Linked DNA regions of Mus musculus: region 2 is linked to region 1. A link is a loop called in an ENCODE intact Hi-C map of the cell type or tissue named here. Cell type or tissue: heart. All regions are shown on one strand.

Region 1 (8,000 bases):
TGGCACATGCCTTTCTTTTTTTGTTTTGTTTTGTTTGTTTGTTTTTCGAGACAGGGTTTCTCTGTATAGCCCTGGCTGTCCTGGAACTCCCTTTGTAGACCAGGCTGGCCTCGAATTCAGAAATCCGCCTGCCTCTGCCTCCCAAGTACAGGGATGAAAGGCATGCGCCAACCACGCCCAGCCCTTGGTCTACAGAGCAAGTTACTGAACAACCAGGGCTATACAGAGAAACCCTGTCTCAAAACAACAAAAATAAGTAAAAACTCTACTGATCAATGCTGGGACACACAAGGAGATTCAGGACCTCTGGGGAGCTTAGGTTCACAATTAGGCATGACAATATTCTTTCATCTGTCTCCTCATTGGATCTTTGGGATTGGTGAGAGGTGCCCAAGGCTTCCCCGCTAGAGCAGAGCAGAAACCACCTCTGTCCCCTCAGGGTCATCCAAGACTTGGGGGCATTTATTTAGGCGACATAAACAGCACCCAGCCAAGAGGGTGCTGTTGCATGTAACAGGATGCTAACGGTCCAGAATCGTCCCACCCAAAAAACCGTTCAGATGCTCAGGCAACAAGCTCGGGACAGAGATGGAGGTGAAGTCCTGAATTTTTAACAAACTGTGAGCACCGATCGAAAGGTTCCCTTGGGAACCTGGCAACTGGCTCAGAGCCCTGGCTTGTCCAGCATCTCTTCCCATGCTCTGGGCCAAAACAAAAGCAACCACACAGAGACAGGATGGGGAGAATTCGGAAGAGACTTAAGGATGTAGCTCTGACTGCAAGTACAATACAATCAATGCTGTGGCACAGGCTGCAGGTCGTGGGACCAGCCAGGCAGGTGACAGACCTGTGTGGAGTGCATGGCTTGAGGGTACCAAGCTCGAGTTTGGTTTAGTTGTGAGCACGTGCCGAGGAAGGGGCAATAAGAAATTCTAGTTTCTTAAAGGGAAAGGCAGCCCATTCTAGCAGTGTAAAAGCTCAGCCAGAGATGCAACAGCTGCAGAAACCAGGATGTTAACAATAGAAGGGAAGAGCAGGGGAAGGGGGGTGGGGGGGGATCGAGATGAACAGCAGAGGAAGGGCTGCGTGTGCGGCAGAGACACAACTCAGAGGCATGAGAGAAACGGGCTAGCGTCCACAGGACAGACTGAGGCCAGCGAGGATGGATTTTTCTCACGGTGCGGTTGCGTGGAAACAGACTGCCCCGTGAGGCTGAGCTCCCAGTCCTGAGCATCTGAGCAGCGGCTGGATGGCCTCCCCTAATGCATGATGCAAAGGGATTCAAGCCTGAGATGAGAGCTGGATTGGAGGACCTTAGAAATCACTTCCAGCTCCGAGAGTCTGCAATTCAAGCAGCCAAGCCCCTTCAGGAAGAAGTGTTAAATCAAATGGTTTGACTATGGGGGCAAGCTGATCTCAGAGAGAAGAGTTCTGTGTGGGCTGGAGCAGGGGGGAAGGCTTTCTGGGGGTGGAGAGGGAAAACCATTCCCGGATGGGGAGCAGCTCGAAGCTCTGCCTAAGGAGGAAGGGGCTCCTCTGGGCTGAGCACTCTCCCACTGCCTACTGATCAGGCTGGCCATACTGACTCCTGTCAGTTGCTCTCAGCAAGTGGTGGAGAGGGGGGGTGGGGGGGAAATGCAACCAGGACAGGGCCCAGCAGTAAAGTGACACAGGCACACAACAGTGACAGCACACAACAGACACAGGCCCTCCAACAAAGCTGACCCACCGCCACTCAGGCTGGTCTCTGCTGGATCGTGAGCCGCCTAAGCTTCCGGTACCCTCCACCCACCTGATACTCATCTCTCAGGGAGTGTGCCTGAGAGGTTCAGCTGCCTTGGTGTGTGGGTGTGAGTGGGTGTAGGGGAACAGGGCCCACGAGCCTCACTCCCTGTCTTCTAAAGAACAGGTGAAACACAGGCACTGTGGCCCGGCCCAGCTGTCGCATGACGGGAGGCACTGGACTCTCGGGCCAGCACTGTGTTTTAACCTCAGCGCTTACTACTTATGTGCGAGTGGGGAGGTGAGGAGCCTCTCTCGGCCTCTTCTTCCTCACCTATTAAACAAAAACCATGATAGGACCCACTTCCCTTAGCCCAGTGTCTGGTACAGAAAATCCAAATGCCTAATACCGCTACGATGAACAGGAAAGTGGGAGGGGTACCTAATGCAGGAAACCTTTTTTTTAAAAAGACCTAAATCCAATCTTAAAAGGGAAGGATGCTCATCTCACAAAAAAAGACTGACTCAGCACCAGCCTACGAAGCACCTACTATGTGCTATGTGTAAGGGACATGCAAACCTGCACACAGTTTCATTAATACCTCAAGGAGGATAAAACGTGTCCACAGTTCATTCCCACCCAAGGCTGAACACATAAAGTCTGTAAGTGAGCCCAAGTGAAGGCCCAGGAAAGACTTCCCCAGGGAAGCAGGGAAGGATAGCGAGGAGAGAGGGGACAGGTGACAGATGAGCAATAAAGGGGCCTCCACCCACCTGTCTCTGTGCCTCCACCCTGGTACACCTCAGTCACACTGTCATCTCTCTCCCCCTCAGAACCTGAAGGAGGCCAAACGCAGCCCAAAATCCAGTGCAGGAGATTAGCTCTCATAAAGGCCTCCCTGGCTGCCTCCACGCATCCCGGTCCTTCCTGTGCCCTTTCTCAAGCAAAGCACTCACAGCCTGACGAAGTCTAAGAACGTCCCCTCTAATTCCCAATCAGCCGCCAGACAGATGGGACAGGATCTGGTCCACAGACTAGAAACGACAGGCGCTTAAGGAGATCACCCCTTCCTCTGAACTCCACAGCCCCAGTCCCGGGCTTAGCTATCTTGAGTGCACAGTTTCTATTGCTGGATGGCGCCCATTGGCAAGCCCACTCCCCAAGGATAAGACCCAGGTAGGGCACACAACTTTGCCTGGCTCACCACCCCCTGTCCTGTGCTCTATCTAACTCTCAGACCGAGACAGTGACAGCCCAGAAGCAGAGCCTCCTGGCAAACACACAACAGCCCCGGGATAAAGAGTTTGACTGATATGGTTAGAGATGGTAGCCCAGCATCCATCAGGGGAAAAATGAATGCAATCCACCTCTGGGGTCATCAGGAGAGTGGACCACGAGACCAGGCCAGAGCCAGCCCAACACAAGGGGCCAGCCCAAAAGCTGGGGAGTCTGAAGACCAGTTCCAGCCTCCCCAGCTGAGTCTGCTTCTCAGAAGAACCACAGATCAAGCAAGAGCAGCAAACAAAGGGAAAGGCAGGGACAGGTCAGGGTGGTTTGGAGGCAAAAGATGGCAAAAGACGGTAACATCAAGAAATGGCCTGTGGGGTTGGGAGTGTAGCCCAATGGTACTGCACATGCTTAGCATGTGCAAGACCCTGGGTCTGATCTCTGCCACTGCAAATAATAAAGAAACCGAGTGTACTGGACGGCAGAATGAGAAGAAAACTAAACAGAACAGGCCAGAAGAAAGGGAGAAATCCTGTCCTGGTGCAAAAAAAGGAAATGCAAAGGTTATCCTAAGGAATACAGGGAGGAGCCTCTAACAGATTAGAAACCGAGTCCCGTCTAGGGTGAACATGGAAGCCAGCTGATGCCAGTTAGGCACTTGCACAGAAGAGCCCTCCAAGTTGGGAGACCTGATATTGCAGCTGGGCCTCCAGCAGGATGTGTGACCTTGGACAAGTCCCTTCCCCTGACCCGGCCTCAGTCTCCTCATCTGTACCACTAGCATGCTAGTCTGCATGTGCTCCAAAGCTCCCTTCCAGCACAGACGTTCTGGGGTTCCATCAACAGAAGAAGGGCTCGGTCCTGGCTTACAAGTTTGTGTGTAAAGGAAGACTCGAGGGAGGGGCCTAGGCCAGATTTGGGCGGAGGAGAGAGAAAGCAGAGCGGTTCTAGGTCAGGGGCTTGTCGTGGGGGGGCGGGGGGGGGGAAGGAGGGACTGTACAGAACTGTGGAGAGGCCGTCTTTTAAGCTGGTGAGGAGAAGAGGGAAGGGGCTGCTCAGGGCGGGGGTGGGGGAAGTACTGGAGGGAAATGCGGTCTTAAATGAGCACTGTCCCAAACCGTGGGGGATCGGGGACAGATAAAGGCGGGGAGAAAAAGCAAGGGAGTGAGCCGGGAGTGGAGCAGATCTGGAGGGGGCCGGGGATAGGAGCAAAGAGGAAGGGAAGAGGGATAGGTGGGGGGAAATCTGTCCGGGCAAAGACGGAGAGCTGTCCCAGCTGCTGCACGGACTGGGGGTGCTGGCAGTCGCGCGGCCCTGGGGCTGGCCGCGGGAGTGCTGCGGGGGGCCGGACCAGAGGGTCAGTCTGAGGCTGTCCCGGGCCTGCCTCGGGCCCCTCCCAGAGCTGCGCGCAGGCCCGGCGGCGGAGGCGCAAGGGGAAAGGCCACGCTCACCTTATCCTTCTTCAGTTTATAGGACATCTCGGCCGGTCCACACCCGGCCCGGCTCCTGCGGCCCCGCTCCGGCTCTGCTCGGCCACACTCGGCCCGCTCGGCGTCTCTTCGCCACCGCCTGCGCGCTGCGCCCGGGCCGAGCCGTGGCTGCGCTTCCAATTGGCCCGAACTCTTACAAACCTGCCTGAGAACCAGGAGCCGCCTCCTCGGATTGGTCATTGGAGCCAAGCAGCTTCCCTTTTTTCTCATTGGAAAGAAAGAGTACAAACCGCCAGGGTTCGGCTCCCAGAATTGGCTGGAGTGGAAGGTCCCGCCCTGAAAAGGGTCGGGCTTCGTGGAGGAGGCGGAGCCATGGGGAAACCCGAGCTTGGCTAGCAGATCTGTTCTCCGGCGTCGCCTTGTGCGTCGTCCTCTGCTATTCTTCAGTCCTTTGAGCTCTGCTCCTTCCCTCCAGAAGTGGCTCTCATGTTCTCCCCTGCTCTTCTACCTGCCCTGCTTCGTACGGACTGGAGGAAAAAGGCCCTAACACGAAAAGGGCACCTTTCTTCACAGGAATTTAAAGTAGCTCAAATTGCACACGTGAAATGATAGAGAAGACTCCCAAGGGTACTCCCGGGCATTCATCAAGTCTGTCCTAGATCACAGTTGCAGAGGAGCAGAGGGGAAAGCCTATCAGCGGTGGAACCGGGCTGAAATAAAATAAGAAACCCTGGTTTGCTGCAGCTTCAAGACGTGGGTCCCTGTAGCTGCTGGAAGGGTGCTGGAATCGGTAAAACAGCTGCGTTTGGAGCCACTGAGAATGAAGTGAAAAAGCAGCCTCATCGTTCCCTACCTGAGCCCTGAGCCGCCGCCGCACCCAAGCTAGTGTTCAAGTGGGTAAGACTGGGTTCTTGCCCTCAGGTAGTTCCCACTCTAATGAGGTTCACAGACTCGTATTAAGAGACGATTAAAATACAATCACATAAATTACACAAACCTCAGAATGACATGGAGGAATATATTTTAGTTATCCTAGTAGCCAATAGATTACATTAAAGAACTGGAGGAGGTCCATCAAAAATAAATCTGCGAGCTGGGTGTGATGGGTTTGCCCCTGTAACCCCACCTCTTGGAAGATAGAGGCAGGATGATCAGGCGTTACAGACCAGCCTTAACTATAGCCAGTTGCAGACCAGTTTGGACTACAATAAGAACCTCTTAAAAGAAAGAAAAAAAAAAGACAAAAAAAAAAAAAAAAAAAAACCTACCCGCCACCACAAACAACAACAACAAAGAAACAACTCTCAGAACTAAAAAGTTACAAATAAGCCTGTGGCCGTTTGTTCCCCAGGAAAGAGGTCTTGGATTCCCCCAGGAGCATGATAACCAAACAATAGTCAATCATCCTTACACAAAGAGCAGTAGCCCCAATATTGGGAAAGATGGGGGCTGGGAAGATGGTGCTCTTCCAAAAGACCTGAATTCAGTTCCCAGCACCCACATTAGCTGCTTCACAATTGCCTGTAACTCCAGCCCCAAGGGACCTGATAGACACATGCATACATACATACATACATACATACATACACACACACAATTTTAAAACTTCAAGAACAGAATGGAAAAAAAGACAAGGCTCAGTGGTTAAGAGTACTTGCTGCTCTTCCAGAGGACCTAAACTAGGCTCCCAGCCCCCACAACAGCTGGCTCACAACCACCTGTAACCCCAGCTCCAGGAACCTGACGCCCTGCCCTCCTCTGGCCTCCCTGGGCACCTGCATAGGTGGCATACACACGCACAGACACACACATGCACGTGAATGACTTTAAAAACCGGAATGAAGAAAAGCGGATGAGCTCCGGAGACGTGTACAGTCAACGGGATTCGGTGAGTCACTGGATTCGGGGAGACAGTATCAGGGAAAGGATGCATTGAGGGTGACTCCTAAGTGATGAAAGATGGTTAGAGGGAACTGGTGTCACAATGGCCAGAGGCAGGTAGAGTCTGCTAAACACTGAATAGAACACTTTGATTTTGCAACTAGGAGGTGTCGGGTGATCTCTGCCAGGGAAGCTTAAGCCAAGTAGGAGCTTGGAGTGCCTTCAAGAGTGAGCACAGGGTAAGGCCAGCACGGAGAGGAGCCTGGCTCTCATACAGAATTGCATTTTGCTCGGTGACTAACACTGAGTTGAGGGGAGCACACAGTGAGGCTGCATTTCTACTATTGTTTGCATGGGGAAGAAAGGTGTTTGTTCGCTGGTGGATATTCCTATCTGTACAAGTGTAACTGAGGCAGTTGTCCTCTGATGGAGCTGATCAACAGATGTCCTTGCCCATACCCAAAACCTCAAGATGCACTGTAGTCCTGGGGCATAAACTTGCCACTGACTGTGTAGCCTCTTTAGACCTGCAGACCTTGGTTCCTCTAGGAAGCAGGGGACAGAGACACATAAAGTTCGGCTGCAAGTGGGATTTTTTTTTCTTCTCTGTGGGAATCCAAGTCCCCAGGGCCTTCTTTTTTGTTGTTCTTGCCACAGGGTCTTGCTATGTACCTCAGGCTGTCACTGAACCTGAAATCACCTCTCCTCAACCTCTAAAGTGCTAGGATTACAGTACCACAGTGGGCAGTCTGGTTTGCATGCAGTTTTACAATGTAAAAGGAGGGACTGGGATTGGAGCTCAGTGCTTGCCAGGCATGTGTGAGGCCCTAGGTTAAACCCCCAGTAAATGTGTGTCTGAATGCACCAATGTAGCCAGGCATGATGGTGCACATCTCTGATTCTCAAACTCAAGAGGCTGAGGTGGGATTGCCATGAGTTCAAAGCCATCCAAGGGTATACGGAAAAACCCTGTCTCAAAAAAACAAACAAACAAACAAACAAAAACAAACAAACAAACAAAAAAAAAACAAATCAAAGCCAGGTGTGGTGGCACACGCCTTTAACCCCAGCACTCGGGAGGCAGAGACAGGTGGATTTCTGAGTTCGAGGTCAGCCTGGTCTACAAAGTGAGTTCCAGGACAGCCAGGGCTATACAGAGAAACCCTGTCTCGAAAAAAACCAACAAAACAAAACAAAAAAACCCACCACCAACAACAAAACAAAAACAAAAACAGAACAAATCAAACCCAGTACTTGAAGAGTTGGAAGCAGAAGGATCAGGCTCCACAGTGAGTTCAAGAGCAACCCTCAAGAAACCGAGAAGAAAGTGCAGTCTGTGAAAATACCATGGCCATCCTCAGCAGCAGCACTTGCTGCAGGAGCACAAGAGCCTGAGCTGCATCCTCGAAGCTACCTCCAGCATCCTCGAGAAGGACCTGGGCGTGGCCAAGCGTCCACAATCCCTGCACTGACAAGGACAGGCACAAAAGAACTCCTCTGCTTTGCTGGTCAGCCAGTCTAGCCAAATGAGTTAACTCTAGGTTATAGTTGACATGTTAGAATAGCGGCTCGTGTCTGAACACAGCACACTAGGCCAAAAGAGTTCCAAGTGTAAAAGGATTATTGGGGGCTGGAGAAATGACTAAGTAGTTAAGAGCACTGACTACTCCTCCAAAGGTCCTGAGTTCAAATCCCAGCAACCACATAGTGGTTCACAACCATCTGTAATGAGATCTGGC
Region 2 (8,000 bases), 380 kb before region 1:
AGCAGAGGCCCGGAGAATCCCAGCATGGTCCCCACCATCTTCAACAGTCCAAGGGCCAGGTAGCAACATCCAAAGGCCCTGTACAGGGCCCTCCACAGTTGGGCCCCCTCCTTCCAATGTGCTTGGAAAACTCGGGCCAGGAAGGCAGGATGCAGCCTGCGGGGGAGGCGGCAAGTGTCCCGGGGCTGCTGGAGCTCTCCTCGGACTCCACGAGCAAGCAAGGGTGCCAACCAGGCATAGGAAAAGCGTGACAGCCAACTCTCTCCATCTTCAGCTACCTCTGTTTCTTGACTCTCAGAGGACAGGAAGGGATCATGAGTCCAGGGCTCTTGTGGTCCCCCAGGGGCTGCCCAGCCCAACCCATAGGCCAAGACTGCTGCCAGTTGCAGAATGAGAAGACACACACGGCCCAGAGGTCCTGGGAGAAGTGGGGGCAGAAATGTACCTCGCTGGCAATGCCACAGCAGAGTTAGTACCAGGGCCGGGGTTGGTAGAAAGGCTGCCAGAGCCAAGGCCAAGGGTCCACGGGAACGGCCATGAGGGGAATGAACCAGTGCCCACAGGGCCAGGCTGTGGGTGAACCAGGCCACAGCTGTCACACACCCTGCTAGCACCTCTAGCCATAAGGGCCCTGGGCGTGACCCTGGAGGCAAAACAACTGGAAGGAGGTCTAGCAGTGGGAAGATGGAAAGGAGGAAGGATGCTGCGAGTCGGAGGCGCCAGCCAGGATTGAGAGCTGGGGAGTGATTGGTAGTCCTGGGAAAGAAAGAGAAGAAAAGAAGACCGCAGATCATGGTGACTCATGGCTCAGACACACCCATCACCTTCAACCAGCGGGAGGAGGTAAATTCCCTTTCTGGTCTGCACATGGCACTCCTGCCCTCCTTACAAAGCCTCTCCTTACAGGAAGCCTTCCTAGATTGCCCAATCCATTTTCTAATTTGCCCACAGGTTTTCTGATTCATTCTTTTGCCACAGGTACAAACAAGCCTGAGTTAAGGTTGTATGTACTGTGAAGATTCCAATGAGAAAAACCCACGAATTTTACACAAAGATACACACTTTTTATAAAAAGGGTCCACAAGAGAGTGCCTGAAAGTCACCTGAAACCTCCTAGGGAAACATTTACTTACCTGCAGCTCTTGTCCTGTAACAGGAGAACCTACATTTAAAAAAGTCTCAGAATATTCTACTCCTGTCTTTTCCCTAATTGTAAGAAGTGGTGTACATCACTGTGTGACCTCTCAGCTCAAGAGGAACTTCTTTCAGTTCTGCCTATTTCCTCTTAACATCACAACTGTTTTTCATAAACAACAACTGCCACAACAAAAGGTTTACATTAAGAATCAAAAACAAGAAACCAAGCCGGGCTGTGTTGGCGCGCGTCTTTAATCCCAGCACTTGGGAGGCAGAGGCAGGTGGATCTTTGAGTTTGATTCCAGCCTGGTCTACAGAGTGAGTTCCAGGAATAGTCTGGCTACACAGAGAAATCCTGTCTGGGAAAAAAAAACAAACACAGGGGCTGGAGAGATGGCTCAGTAGTTAAGAGCACTCGCTGCTCAAGGACAGCTGAGTTCAGTTCCTAGCAGCCATGTCAGAAAGCTCACAACTGCCTACAACTCCAGCTCCAGAGGCTCCTCTATCCTCTTCTGAACTCCACAGGCATTTGTGGACACACACACACAATACACTTGAACAATGGAAACAGCCTTTAATCACAGCACTAGTGAGGCAGAAGCAAGTGGTCAGTTTGAACTCTGTGAGTTCAAGGTCAGCCTGGTCTACTTAGCAAGGTCTAGGCCAGCCAGTGCTATATAGTAAGATCCTGGGCGGGGAGGGGGGAACCCTCAAATATCTCAAATATAGGCTGGGTGTGGTGGAGTACACCTGTAACATCAGCAGTTGGGAGCTGGGTCAGGAGGGCCATAAACTCAAGCCAAATTTGGGCTATTTAATACCTCATCTCAACACCCTTCTCCCCTCAAAGAGAATCAAACACAGGGTCAGTCGTGACGGTACAGACTTGTCATCCCAGGACCAGGTAGGGTGGAGATGCAAAAGATTTCCAAGGCTACATAGCAAAGCTTTGTCTTACAAAAAAAAAAAAAATCAAAGAGAAAAAAGTTATAGCAGTGACTATCAGAATGCATTTCCAAGTTCACATAAAAGAAAACTGGGTTGGTAGAGATGTTCTTGCAGAGGATCTGAGGTCAGTTCCGAGCACCCATATGATAGCTCACTGTCCTCTGTAACACTAGTTCCAGGGCACCCAATGCCATCTTTTACCCGACATGCATGTAGCACATATGAATAATTGCTGTCGAACACTCTTATGCATAAAACTCTTCCAGTATTTTTAAAAAGAATGAAATTGGGGCTAGAGAGACAGCCGGGCAGTTAAGAGCACTGGCTGCTCTTACAGAGGACCAAGGGTTCAGTTCCCAGCACTCACATGGCAGCTCATGGCTGTCTGAAACTCCAATTCCAGGGGATCTGATGCCCTCCCCTCTGGCCTCCTCAGGCATTGCACCCAAGTGGTGCACAGTCATACAGTTGGGCAAAATCAATCAACCAACTGATCAAAAAAGCAGAGGGTGAGGCTGGAGCCATATTTCTTTAATCCCAGTACTTAGAAGGCAGGAGCAGGCAGATCTCCTTGAGTTCTAGGCCGGGCATACAGAATGACACCCTATTTCAACAACACAAAACAACTCAACTGAGTCTGTTAAGCTCTTTGCAGTCCTAAAAAATGTTTATCTATAAACTAGACACTTTAGTTCCTTTTGTTCCCTCTCATGTGGCCCAAGCTGAGATCCCTCTGCCTCTAGAAAAGCTTAGACTAGACCACCCCTTTTTTTTTTTTTTTTTTTTTTTGACAGGCGCTCTCTTATTAGCCCTGCCTGGCCTGGAACTCACTTTGTAGACCAGGCTGGCCTTGGACTCACAGGCATCCATCCACCTGCCTCTGTCTCCCAAGAGTTGGGATTAAAGGCTTCACATGCCTGACCTGAGCAGGCTTGCTGTGGGTGTCTGTACTAACCTCTTCTAGGCTTTTGCTTCATTCTGCAAAAGGGACAGAAGGACTTAACTTGGCCATCCAAGAACTAAATATAAAATCAAGGCGAGTGTAGCACCAACACCTCACAACACAAAGCCAAGTTAGTTCTAAGATTTTGATTTCGTTACTCTTCTTCCTACAGCTTCTCTCCAGCAGAGTCTACATGGGCTTTTAGCCTAGGGATAGCAGGGCTTGCTGGATGGAAGTGGCGTGCCACTGGCCCTATACAAGCATCCTTTTTTTTTTTTTTTTTTTTTTTTTTTGCTAAAACGTTTATCTAAGTTTGCCTCCAATTCATGGCAGCTCCACTAGGACATTTAAAACTCTGCAAGAGAGATGCATTGGCAACTTTAAGGATATGACAGGCGCCGCACTCGGTGTTTAAACGCCTTGTGTCATTGAACCCGCTCAAAACTGCGGAGACTCCGAGAAGGTAGGTGGCTTGCTCAACTGAGTGCGAACAGTCAGCTTTTATTCTGCTTCTGCCCTACAGAGACCTCGCAATCCCAGGGACATCTGGGAGCGATGTGAGTTGGTGCCTCGTTGCAGTCTCACCTTGGGGTGCCCAAGTGGCAGGCACTGAGGACGGCGAGGAGCGCGTGGGGAAGGGCGCTGAGCACCAGCTGGGTGAAGCAGTGGCCCGTCGTGTCCCCTTCCCACAGCGGGAGCGGCCGCGCCGCGTCCGTGCCACACAGCTGGGCCAGGAGCCCCTCCATAGACACCTCACCCGGGCGGAAGCCAAGAGTGACAAGGCTCGGGGACTGAGTCCCCCGCTGAATCCCCGCCCCCTAGGCGGGACCGCCCCTTGCTTCCGCTTCGAGCTAGAGCCCGCCCATTCTTGAGGTACTTCCGGGGCTGGAGAGGAAGTCGCTGTCCCCGGGGCAGGCCAGTTTCTAGATCCTGGTACTTACGTTCACCCTCCTGTCTCCCGCACTTGGAAACCTAAGCGCCTTTGAGCTGTTTTAATATCTCAAGTGTTTGTGGGTGAGAAAGGACGCGCTGCCAGGTCAGGGTGCTGCGCCACGATGCTAGGGCCCTCTAGAGGCAGGAAGACCTGTTAACGGGTGCTGTTCGCAGTTTTTGGTTATTTTCGCCCATGGGGGTAAGGATGCTCTAACGCGTGCCAGCCTCTGCGCGTGCGTACAGCTCTGCCTCGGGGAGCTGTCCCGGGAGCGCGATGGTGTTTGCGCACGTTTCTGTCTTTTGGCTTGCGCAGTGACCCACCCAGTCCTGTCCTTGTGCAAATTCATTAAGACCCTGGCACGTGGAGCGCTCGCTCTCGCTTACCTATTGCATACTAGTTGACAAATGCACAGCGTTTAAAGAGCTGGAAATCCAAACATGCCTGCCACGCTGAGGAATGCTTGAGGACAAAAGGCTATTCCTGTATCCTAAGGCTACAAGATCTTGAAAGTATCCAACTTACTTGAGCCTTGGTTTTTTGTTTTTTGTTTTTTTTTTTTTTGGCTTTTTTTTTTTTCGATTGAGATGATAATACCAACCCAAGTATTGTGAAATTTGTATAATTTAAAATGTTTATGTCAAGGCCTTAAAATGTTTATGTCTAAAGCTGTGGCTCAAAGATTAAGAAGAGTGCTTCCTGCTCTTGCACAGGACCTGGATTTGATTTCCAGCACCCGTGTAAGAAGGCTCCAGCTCCAGGGATCCAAGGCCTTCTTGGTCTCTGTAAGCACCTGCACACACATACATATAAACTTTAAAAAAAAAGTGTTCAGGTCACGTGCTTTGCTTAGTCATTCCTAAATATTTCAGAGTGATGGGAAGAACGGAAACTTTTGGTTATCCAGATAGATGTTGGTTCGGACCCTGACCCACCAATTTTAGCAGCGCGATGAGATTAGTTTCATTTTAGCTTTATGTTTGCAAGGTGTATATTGGTACTGACTTCATGAGAGTGTTCAGTGTTGTGGGAATAGTTTGGGTTTTTTTCCCCCCAAAATATTTGCCTTCAGAAACTGAAGACCTTGAAACCAAATTAAAGATTTGAGACATTTAAAATTATGTACCTGTCTTGTTTCCCTACTGTGTATTCAATCTGTTTAAATTTATTTAAAAATATTTCTAGAAGAAAGTCCTTATTCCTTTCACATGCCATGTTTTCTGATATATATATATCCCTTATTAATCATACACACAGTACACAGATAAATGACATATTAGACAACAGAGACAGAAGGTACAGGGAGAGAAATGAATTCAAAATCTTTTTTTTTGTTGTTTTTTGTTTTTCAAGACAGGGTTTCTCTGTGTAGCCCTGGCTGTCCTGGAACTCACTCTGTAGACCAGGCTAGCCTTGAACTCAGAAATTCGCCAGCCTCTGCTTCCCAAGTGCTGGGATTAAAGGCGTGCGCCACCACACCCGGCTGAGAATTCAAATTCTTATTCATGGCTTAAACCCCTCCAAGGGGAAGAACATTTTTCTTTATTGATGAGGCATGGATACACAATATCCACTCACATGAAGATCTCCCTGAAGAGAAGTACTTCCATAGGTAATTGTGAAGATTCCCCTTGGGTCTCAATAAAAAGCTCTACATTTATTTATTTATTTGGTTTTTTGAGACAGGGTTTCTCTGTGTAACCCTGGCTGTCCTGGAACTCACTCTGTAGACCAGGCTGGCCTCAAACTCAGAAATCTGCCTGCCTCTGCCTCCCAAGTGCTGGAATTAAAGGCGTGTGCCACCACACCCGGCCTACATTTATTTTCCTTTTTAAAAACTTAATTTGTTTTTAGCCAGGCCGTGGTGGCTCACACCTTTGATCCTAGCACATGGAACACAGAGACAGGTGGCTCTCTAAATTTGAGGCCAGCCAGGTCTATAGAGTGAGTTCTAGGACAATCAGAGCTACACAGAGAAACCCTGTCTCGAAAAATCAACCAACCAAACAAACAAAAACTCATTTGTTTTTATTTTATGCGTGTGTGTGTGTGTGTGTGTGTGTGTGTGTGTGTGTGTGTGTGTGTTGCTTGCATATATTTTATGTGTGTGTCTGTTCAACACATTGATGCATTACCTGCAGAGGCCAGAAGAGGGAATTGGATCTTCCGGGACTTTACTTACAGATAGTGGTAAGCTGCCATGTGGGTGCTGGGAACTAAACTCAGGTCCTCCCCAAGAGCAAACTGTTCTCAGCCAGTAAGCCATCTCTCTAACCCAAGCCAGGAGTCTCTTCCTCTCCCTCCTCCTCCTCCTCTCCCTCTTCTTCCTCTTCCTCTCCCTCCTCCTCCTCCTCTCCCTCCTCCTCCTCCTCCCCCTCTTCTTCCTCTTCCTCTCCCTCCTCCTCCTCCTCCCCCTCTTCTTCCTCTTCCTCTTCCTCCTCCTCCTCCTCCTCCTCTCCCTCCTCCTCCTCCTCCCCCTCTTCTTCCTCTTCCTCTCCCTCCTCCTCCTCCTCCCCCTCTTCTTCCTCTTCCTCTTCCTCCTCCTCCTCCTCTCCCTCCTCCTCCTCCTCCCCCCTCTTCTTCCTCTTCCTCTTCCTCCTCCTCCTCCTCTCCCTCCTCCTCCTCCTCCCCCCTCTTCTTCCTCTTCCTCTTCCTCCTCTTCTTCATCTGATAATGCTACAGAAATGTTGAAAATTTAGCCAGATGGTTTAGTGGATGAAGTCACCTACTTTCAAGCCTGCGGACCCAAGCTTAATCCCCAGGCCTGCCTTGGGTGAAAGAGAAAAGCAGCTCTGACAGGTTGCTCTCTAACCTCTACACATGCCGAGTCACATGTGCCCCTGCACAGACACACACTCACACATGTGCACACAAACACACAAAATAAATACGTTAAGAAAATAGAGTGGGGCTGGACAGATGGCTCAGCGGTTAAGATCAGTAGTCTGCTCTTCCAGAGGTCCTAGGTTCAATTCCTAGCAACCACATGGTAGCTCACAGGCATCTATAATGAGTTCTGATGCCCTCTTCTGGGATGCAGGAGTACATGCTGATAGAGTCTTCATATATATATAACATAAATAAATCTTTAAAAAGAAAAGGGAGCTGGAGAGGTGGCTCAGCAGTTAAGAGCCCTGACTGCTCTCCCAGAGGTCCTGAGTTCCATTCCAAGCAACCACATGGTGGCTCACAACCATCTTTAGTGGGATCTGATGCCCTCTTCTGGTGTGCCTGAAGACAGCAACAGTGTACTCGTATAAATAAGATAAATAAATCCTTTAAAAAAAGAAAAAGAAAAGGAACCTAAATGAGCCATAACACTAAGACTCCTGAGGAGTCTTCTCCCTTCTCCTGCCTCTCCAGCATTCAGCACTCAAACCCAGCTGGACCAGGATCCTGCTCCCCATCCCTCTCCCCTTCCAGGGTCTGGAGAACACACAACCACAGGAATCTAGGCTGAATGTTTCCCAGTTCTTGGATTCTTGTTCACAGGACTGAGATAAGGGACCACACAGACTTACAGCAGTAGAAAGGTAGCTTTATTCAAGGGAAGCAGTAAGCCATAGAGGAGCGTGTCCCGTGTTCACATTGACTTTGACCATGGGTGAAGGTACACAAGAGACCTGTGAGTGGATTGACATTTTAAAAAGGAAGATATTTTCTTTGGCTACCCATCACAAAATCTCTCGCCAGTGTTGTCTATGCATTTCACACATCCCATGGCAAGTTTAGGAGTGGTTCTACCCATTGAAGGAATAAGAAGAAAGCTGCCCAGCTGGATTTAAGAGGCAATGGGGTTGTTTTCTTGAAAATTATTAAACTCGATCCTCCAAAATTACAAGAGAGATATTTTCATGGGCTTGCTAGACATAGCTTATCAGTTGTCTAGACGGGCTGGTCAGAGAGCTCCTGGGATCTTCCTATCTCTGGCTTCCCCCCAGTGCCAGGGCCCAGCCACACCCAGCTTCGGTGTGGGTGCTGGGGATTCAAACTCAGGTCACCTCGGTAACCGAGCATCACCCTAAGCCCCCAGACAGAATG

What was found. A loop is a pair of places that touch in the nucleus more often than their neighbours do. Peaks named below come from ENCODE experiments on the same cell type or tissue, not always from the same donor. Only the 100,000 strongest peaks of a DNase experiment are listed, where the experiment ranks them.
Region 2: it touches region 1 in a loop (1.9-fold over the local background); 1 of 42 quality-filtered maps calls a loop at or near these places.

Annotation. Positions count from the first base shown.
Region 1 is chr17:46,700,432-46,708,431 of GRCm38, forward strand. Ppp2r5d (protein phosphatase 2, regulatory subunit B', delta) reads right to left here and starts at 4,571. Exons shown (of 15, transcript NM_009358.3): 1 at 4,402-4,571. The coding sequence starts at 4,428. It overlaps Gm52314 (a long non-coding RNA gene), which reads left to right and starts at 5,194. Exons shown (of 2, transcript XR_003952400.1): 1 at 5,194-5,277; 2 at 6,111-8,000. In heart, a CTCF peak has its summit at 4,674; DNase peaks (open chromatin) are centred at 3,760 and 4,640; H3K4me3 peaks cover 4,084 bases; H3K27ac peaks cover 3,098 bases.
Region 2 is chr17:46,324,159-46,332,158 of GRCm38, forward strand. It overlaps Abcc10 (ATP-binding cassette, sub-family C (CFTR/MRP), member 10), which reads right to left and starts at 3,865. Exons shown (of 21, transcript NM_170680.2): 1 at 3,614-3,865; 2 at 1-756. The coding sequence starts at 3,774. In heart, a CTCF peak has its summit at 4,094 (motif pointing left); a DNase peak (open chromatin) is centred at 3,873; H3K4me3 peaks cover 1,871 bases; H3K27ac peaks cover 1,430 bases.